Regions from separate parts of the Homo sapiens genome. Here region 2 is linked to region 1. Evidence: chromatin loops called from intact Hi-C (ENCODE). Cell type or tissue: dorsolateral prefrontal cortex. All regions are shown on one strand. Region 1 has its middle 19 kb from the start of MVB12B. Region 2 overlaps MVB12B (multivesicular body subunit 12B).

Region 1 (4,000 bases):
AATTTAGTTAAACATTCAACTAAAATAACAACTCTAGACACCTCTCTAGCTCTATCCTTTCTAGTTAGTATCCACTCTAAAAATCTGTTAGAACTGACAAAAGATCAGAAGAAAAAGGAAACTTTGGAAATTAAACAAAAGATTTGTGAATCAATGACGGGTCAAAGCCAAAAGTTCAAGGGCCTTTGGGATGCTTGGGTTGGAAAATGCTCCTTGTCAAAACTCATAGATGGGGCCCAAAGCCTTGATATCATGGAAATTAGAAAGTACCATGCTTACAAATAAACAAGCACAGCAGCTCTACCTATCAAAACTTGTAGGGAAAAGTTTTGCCTGCTGGTCTGCAAAGGAGGGAAATAGTCTTGCCAATCTCTTGGGCCAGGAATGGAAAAAATAATGGGAGTCCAGGGCTAGAGCATGCCCCAGTATAAAGTCTGGAGCCACTGGCATTTACCCTGCAAAATTAGTAAGCAATCTCACCTGGGACCAGAGGAAAATCTTGGATCCCCATGGAGGCAAGCTTGGAACAGCTCTATAGACACAACCCAGCGCTCACAGGAGACCCAGGGAAGACAGGCCCTGCTTAGTGTGAGTTAATAGGCAAAAATTACAGTCCAGGCATGGTGGCTTATGCCTGTAATCCCAGCACTTTGGGAGGCCGAGGCGGGTGGATCACCTGAGGTCAGGAGTTCGAGACCAGCCTGGCCAACGTGGTGAAACCCCGTCTCTACTAAAAAGTACAAAAATTAGCTGGGCGTAGTGGCTGGCGCCTGAAATCCCAGCTACTGGGGAGGCTGAGGCAGGAGAATCGCTTGAACCCGGGAGGCAGAGGTTGCGGTGAGCTGAGATCACGCCATTGCACTCCAGCCTGGGCGACTAGAGCAATTAGACCTCACTGAAATCCTAGGTGCTACAGCCTGACCAAGTCATCTAGTCTCTTTGGGTCTTAGTTTCCCTTGTTTTTTTTGAGACAGGGTCTCTCTCTGTCTCCCAGGCTGGAGTGCAATGGTGCAATCATAGTTCACTGCAGCCTCAACATCCTGGGCTCAAGGAATCCTCCTGCCTCAGCCTCCCAAGTAGTTGAGACTATAGGTATGCACCACCAAGCCCAGCTAATTTTTGTGTTTTTGTAGAGATGGGGTTTTGCCATGTTGCCCAGGCTGGTCTTGAACACCTGGGCTCAAATGATCCTCCCACCTGGGCCTCCCAAAGTGCTGGGATTACAGGTGTGAGCTACTGTGCCTAGCCTCCTCAACTCTTAAATGGGAATAATAATTGCCGTCTGCCCCTTGCAGGCTTGTAGGGAGGAACACAGAAGCTTCCTGTAGAGCCCCAAGCACAGTCTGGGTGGCGTCTTGGCAGGGAGGGCCATGCCCACCCGACAGCCCCAGGCCTTGGGGCGCACAGATTTGTTTCAGCTGCAGAGAAAATGGGTGGAGAGAGAGAAAGAGGTCAGTGTTGGAGGGGTCAGCTGTGCGCTTCCCTGGTCCCGAGACAAAGAGGCCTCTTCATGAAGTCCCCCTCCCAGACCCTTCTGCTTCCTGCACTGCCCGCCCCGGCCCCCATCAGCAGATTCCCTCAGTCCCACTGTTTTGCTTCTGTATCTGGTTTTGTGACAGTTTTAAAGATGTCAACATGCCACAGAGCTCACACTGGAGCCGGCCCAGCCTCAGCTGCTGTCCTCACCGTCATCGTCAACAGATGTTTAACCCGCTGTTCCTCTGCTTTTGTAAACACTCTGTCTCCTTTCAAATCTCAAATTAATATGATCCTTCCCCTCTCCTTTCAAATTCTGCCTTACAGCCACATGCTCAGAGATGGCTGGATTTCAGACCATAGAGAGATGCATGATAGGACCCACATTCACAGGGGCCCAGACAGGGACAGATCCTGTTCGCACAGGTCCCAGTCTCCCTGACCTATAACATCCTGGATTGCAGGCCAACTTACAGACATGGTCAAGTCCACACAGAACCCTGTCGAGGTCTCATAAGCAAAGGCAGCCGAGACCCAGGAGTCCCAGCTCCAAAAATTCACAAGGACAGAGTTCTTTATGGTCAGACGCTCAGACAGACAGACAGACAGACACACAGACTCTGACACAGAAGCACAGATGTGCAATCACACAGTCACAGGGGCCCAGGAATGGCCAAGCATTCACAGACATTGTTGTGGGCCAAACTGTGTCTTTCTCAAAATTCATGTGTTGAAGTCCTAACCCCCACCCACTACCTCAGAATGTGCTGTGTTTGGAGGGAGGGCCTTTAAAGAGGTAATGAAGGTTGAAATGAGGTCACTGGGGTGAGGTCCCTAATCCAGTAGGACTGGTGTCCCTAGGAGAAGAGGAGATCTGGACGCAGACACACACAGAGGGAAGAACGTGAAGACACAGGGAGAAGACAGCCATCTCCACGCCGAGTGAGGCCTTAGGAAAAACCAACCCTGCTGGCAACTTGACTTGGACTTCCAGCCTCCAGAACTCTGAGGAGATAAATTCCTGTTGTGTAAGCCACAGTCTGCGGTCCTTTGTCATGGCAGCCCTGGCAAATGAATTCAGACATGGAGGCCAAGAGACCCTCAATGTCCCCCAGTGTCACCCCAGACCCACTATCGCCTTCACAGCCTTGCACAGAGCCCTGGAGGCAGCATGGACCCCTGCAGACATGAAGCCCAGGGCCACATTTCCCACAGCCCCTTCCTCAGCCTGAGTTTGGCCCAATTTCCTGGTGGCACCAAGATACAAGAGGAGATGGCACCTGGGGGCTTCCTCCACTGGGCAGTGGAATTGTGGAAAATGCTGTGATAATAGCTCACACAGCTGAGTTCCATTTGGAGATCTCAAGGGCTGTGCAAACACTTTGCAGGTATTCACTCATCCAGCCTTCTCAACAACCCTTGGAAGTAGGTACTGTTACCGAAATCCCCATTCAAGAGATGGCAAAATAGAGGCCAGAGAGGTCAAGTAACTTGCCTGAGATCACACAGCCAGCAAAAGCTGAGCTGGGACTTGAATCAAGGCAGCCTGGCTCAAGCCTAGCTCTAAACCATGGGACAATTTGCTACCAGAATCAGAGATAGAGCCAGATTACAGAAGAGTTCAAATCCCCAGTCAAGAAGAAAGCAAGTCGAAACGCTTTCCCAGCCTGGGCGCGGTGGCTTACCCATGTAATCCCAGCACTTTGGGAGGCTGAGGGGGCTTATCACTTGAGGTTAGCAGTTCGAGACCAGACTGGCCAACATGGTGATACCCCATCTCTACTAAAAATACAAAAATTAGCTGAGCATGATGGTGGGCACCTGTAATCCCAGCTACTCAGGAGGCTGAGGCAGGAGAATCACTTGAACCTGGGAGACAGAGGTTGCAGTGAGCCGAAATTGTGCCACTGCACTCCAGCCTGGGTAATAGAGCGAGATTCCATTTAAAAAAAAAATGCCTTGGGGCTGGCAACATAATTTGCAGGGCCCAGTTCCAAAATGAAAATGAGTCCCCTGTTCAAAAAGCAGGAGAAAAGTGCCACCAAAAAAATATTAAAATAAAAAGTTTTCTCCTTTCCTCAGTGGTCTCTCTCTTGACTTATAATGGTTTCAGTTTGCTATGTAATGTCACTCTAAGTAAAAATAAAAAACACATAATTTCAAATTATTAGTACAAGTTTTACTCTGTATTTTACAAAGTCAGTTTTAAATGCAAACATTAGAGCATTTAACTCATGTGCAGAATCACCTAAGTTATACGCATATTTCTTTTTTTTTTTTTTTTGAGATGGAGTTTCGCTCTTGTTGCCCAGGCTGGAGTTCAATGGCAAGATCTCTGCTCAATGCAACCTCCGACTCCCGTGTTCAAGCAATTCTCCCGCCTCGGCCTCCCGAGTAGCTGGGATTACAGGCGCCCGCCACCAATACACGTATTTCATAGCTCACATAGACATATGCATTTTGTCCTCATCAGAACGTAGAAATACTGCACAACACTCACTCCCTGCTTTTATTCCACTTCTAG
Region 2 (4,000 bases), 68 kb before region 1:
CAGGCTACATCAGGATTCAAAAAGTCCTCAGTTGTCCCGGGGCTCTGTGCCAATCTCTGGGAACAAAGCTGGTCTTTCCAAACACAAATGATATACTTGTACGAGGAACATCTGCCCTCCCGCTGCTATCCCACCCTGGACTATAAGCTTCACAAGGACAACGGCAGTGCCTGTTCTGCTTGCCATTTTACCCCCTGTGCCAAGCACAATGCCTGACACGGATGGGCTCCATCAAACCTTGTTGAAAGAATAAATGAACGAGTCAACTCTGCAATCAGGGCAGTGTGAAAAGCCACATACCCTGTCAGCTACCCAAATAAGGTAACGGGAAGTTTTTCAAATGAAATTTCCAGGATTTAATCCATTGAGCTGAGTGAATCCCCTTCAAAATCACCACTCTGAGACACATATCCATTTCAGCACTGAGGCCACCTACTCTTTTGGTTCTCTTGTGTGTTTGCTGCCTTGTTCCCAAGACAACTCGATATGTCTGCTGACTGCAGAACCTTCAGAGTCTGTTACAGGGCCTCGCATACACATGTGCACATGTGCACACATGCACATGCTCTTGCACACTCACACTCACACATTCTCACAACCTCTCTCCTAGCATTTCTTCCCCAGGAGTAGGAGCTGTCTCTGAGGAGGAGCAGGAGGGCCCTAGGGCCAGGCAGTGGCGGAATGTACACATGGTTTATCTCTCTTCCTGCCAGGATTCTTCTAAAACAACAATCAAATGGACAGTGCAGAAGCCTCCACAATGACGAGCAAGAGGGGAGAGGCAGCACAAAGGCCTGGCACTGCAGAAGGCGGAGGGCAAGGGATTTAGCAAGTGTGGGGGAGGGGGCGGGTTGTGACCTAAGGGGCCCGTGGCAGCCGATACTGAGCAGAGCCCCAGGATCCAGAATCACCAGACACCATTGGGGTGGGGGCGGGGGAGCAAGTGCAAGTTTAGGGCTGAATTGGGTAGACTGAAACAAGGTTCATAAACAAAGTGGTTAGACTCCCAGGTGCCCACCCCAGTTTCAGGTGTATCTTCTGCAGAAAGGAACCCAGCACAGCTCAGGACTCTACAAGCCCGGCAGGTGGGGAAGGAGGCTGGAGGTCAGGAGGAGGTGGGGGAGGAGGTGCAACTTCAGAGTGGAAACGAGGGTAATTGAGTAACCAAGCGTACACACTGAATGGCAATGGCAGGCCCCTCCCTGCCACCCGCGCTTACCCTCCTTCTTGCTTCCAGCCGCCTCCCCTGAACACTGGACACTGAGGGCTTTGTCTCTGGAAAGCGCCAGGGTGGACCAGCCCACGATCTGAGCCAGCTCCCTGCTCGTCGCCCCACTGTGTAGCACACCAGCCAGCAGGCCCCCCACCCACAGGGCTCCAGCCCATGAGCTGGTGCCTCCATCTTAAATCCCAACCCACAACAAAGGGTCACCAGGCACTGGGGACAGGCTCAGACATGACAGAAGGGCCCAAAATAGAAAAAAGGGAGCTTGAAGGTAGCAAAGAGAATAGGGGGAAACAGTGCCGGCTCAGGACAGAGAACCCAGTCTGTAATTAAATCCTCAGAGGGATGAGTGAATAGACTGCAAATACCAAACAAGAACAGAGTATTATGAAAACGTTTTTAAAAAGGAACAATTTGAGGACAATATAAAGAGATTAGAAACTGTAAACACTGGAAGAGAAAGCTGAGGAAATCTTCCAGAAGGTAAAGTACAGAGATGAAGAGATCAATTATAGGAATGAAAACTGAAGGGTCAAGACAACATCCAGCTAACAAAAAGTTTCAGAAAGAACTTTTAAAATAAAAACCGGAGGGGAGGGGGAGCCTCTGTGTTAAAGAGGTCCTGAGTGTTTCCACAAAAGTGGATGAAAAAGACCCACCCCAAAACGAAAGAACCGAGAATCCCACCACACTGGGGATAAAGAAACCACCTTAAACACTTGCAGAGAAAAATAACGGGTCACATACAAAGGGACGGGAATCATGTTGCATCAGACTTCCTAACTGCAACATTAGAAACTAAAAGACAAGATAACAATGTCTTCAAAATTCTGAGGAACTCTGGAATTCCACATCTAAGCCCATTATCGATTAAGTGTGAGGGTAGAATAAAGACCTTTGCCGATGTGCAAGGACTTAAAAAGTTTATCTCCCAGGGGCCCTTTCTGAGGAAGCTACTGGAGGATGCATCAGCAGAACCGAGGATTAAATCAATAAAGGGGAAACCATAAACTCCAGGAAACAGAACCCACACAGCACAGCAGCCAGAGGACAGCAGCACGCCCAGGCCCAGACAGGGAAAGGAAGAGACGTCAGGGCAGCAACCTCTGGGGAGGAGGGGATGTGGAGGGGAGAGCATTTAGAACTGTACTTTCTCGTTCGAAAGAAATAGGGATGGGCATGTGACAACTGCCTTAGAGCATTTAGAACAATGAAAACAATGCACCTAAGGCTATTTGACAAAAAAAAAAAAAAAAAAAGAATCAATTTAAAAATTAAAAAGACATTTTAAGAACGTACTGTGAAAATCAATAGGCACCCGGACAACTCCTCAAATGAATGAAACAAGTCTGATTAATTCCAAGAAAAAAATAAAAGGTTGTATGAGAAAGAACACACACTCCTAATATGTTACTTGATTCAGTGGTATTCAATGTCTGCATTGTAATCTATGTAAACACTAAGCATTAATCCACCAAAAATTGTGATACTGCCTAATGGGAGGAGATTATAAGAGAAGAAAATAATCAAGAAATAAGCAATATAATAAAATTACTTAGAAATATGGAGATAAAGTACTAGAGGGAAAAAAATCTTAAAAAGTGGAAAATAAATGCCTCTAGGAAATAAAAAGGTGAAGGTGGGGAGACAGGGCAGGGGCTGCTATATTTTCTTATGAGCACTCTGATTTTTTAAACTGTGCACGCAGGCATCACTTTGTTAAAGTAAAAGCAAATTTTAACTTTGAAAGAGAGCTGGGGAAATATCTCATGGAAGATAGTATGATAATTCGTTATTTCTTTTAGGCAAGCTGCCGCTATTGCTGCCATCAGGGACATGACTAGCAATGCAACATAATCTCACTCCTAGTTAGCTTGTTAGTGTGTTCCCAAGTGGGTGACAATGTCCAAAGCTGCAAGTCCAGCTGATTCCAGCCTTCCCCACAGCTACAGTCCACCAAAACTGAACATGCAGATGGCTGGGGACGGAGCTGCAGCACCCAGGCAGTCCCTGGGATGGTGGCTGCCAGTGCCACAGAATCGACACAAGGCTCTACAAACCTTTCGGGACCTGGCCCCCACCCCTGTCTCACATAGCCCAGGTCTCTGATTGCTTTCTCTAGCTTGAGTTCAGAGGTCACATTCTGGGCCACTGTGCAGCAGTCACAGAGGATGATGTGCGTTCAGGAAGCCCTGAACAGCCCACTGGACAGTGGGACTGACTACCTGAGGCTGGCCTGTAAGGCATGTTCACTGTAAAGAGACCGCTGAGGTTAAATGTAAGCAGCCTCCCTGGTTCAAGGGACTCCCTTAATCCCTGAAAGATCTGGGGGCCGGAGGCCTGGGAGACAGTTACTGTGAAGACCCTAGGGTAGAAATAAAGTTGTCATATTAAAGGGACAGAAAGTGGGGCTCTGTAACTGGAGCCTGGTAAGATGGGATGAGCGTTATTGACATGTTTATTGGGGCTCAGTTTATAAAGGTAAGAGTGGGAGATGATAAATTTCTAATGATTAGAGGACATCCTCACAATAGAAGACTCAACAGCCATTTGAAACAACTTTGTACACATACACACACTAACACGGAAAGTTCAGGAGAAAGAGTAAGTTACAACATGGTTTATAAAGTACAATACTTTAGTTTGTTTTCAAAACAATTATCTGTATAGAAAAGGATCTAGGCAAATATAAAGCAAAGCATTAACCACTGTTTGGCTCTGCACAGTTGAGATTATGAGTATTTTTAATGTTCTTTTTTTTCCCCTGTATTTCTG

What was found. A loop is a pair of places that touch in the nucleus more often than their neighbours do. Peaks named below come from ENCODE experiments on the same cell type or tissue, not always from the same donor. Only the 100,000 strongest peaks of a DNase experiment are listed, where the experiment ranks them.
Region 2: a loop joins it to region 1, with 3 times the contacts of the local background. A loop is called at or near these places in 15 of 110 quality-filtered maps.

The regions. Positions count from the first base shown.
Region 1 is chr9:126,305,404-126,309,403 of GRCh38, reverse strand. No RefSeq gene overlaps it. Among named protein-coding and RNA genes, the nearest start is that of MVB12B, 19 kb to the left of the region's middle. In dorsolateral prefrontal cortex, no CTCF peak of the experiment used is centred here; a DNase peak (open chromatin) is centred at 1,553; H3K27ac peaks cover 3,464 bases.
Region 2 is chr9:126,373,848-126,377,847 of GRCh38, reverse strand. The region is part of intron 2 of MVB12B (multivesicular body subunit 12B); the gene reads right to left. Among named protein-coding and RNA genes, the nearest start is that of NRON, 35 kb to the left of the region's middle. RefSeq lists enhancers at 656-1,260, 1,261-1,866. In dorsolateral prefrontal cortex, a CTCF peak has its summit at 2,272; DNase peaks (open chromatin) are centred at 107, 857, 1,247, 2,284 and 1 weaker place; H3K4me3 peaks cover 1,600 bases; H3K27ac peaks cover 4,000 bases.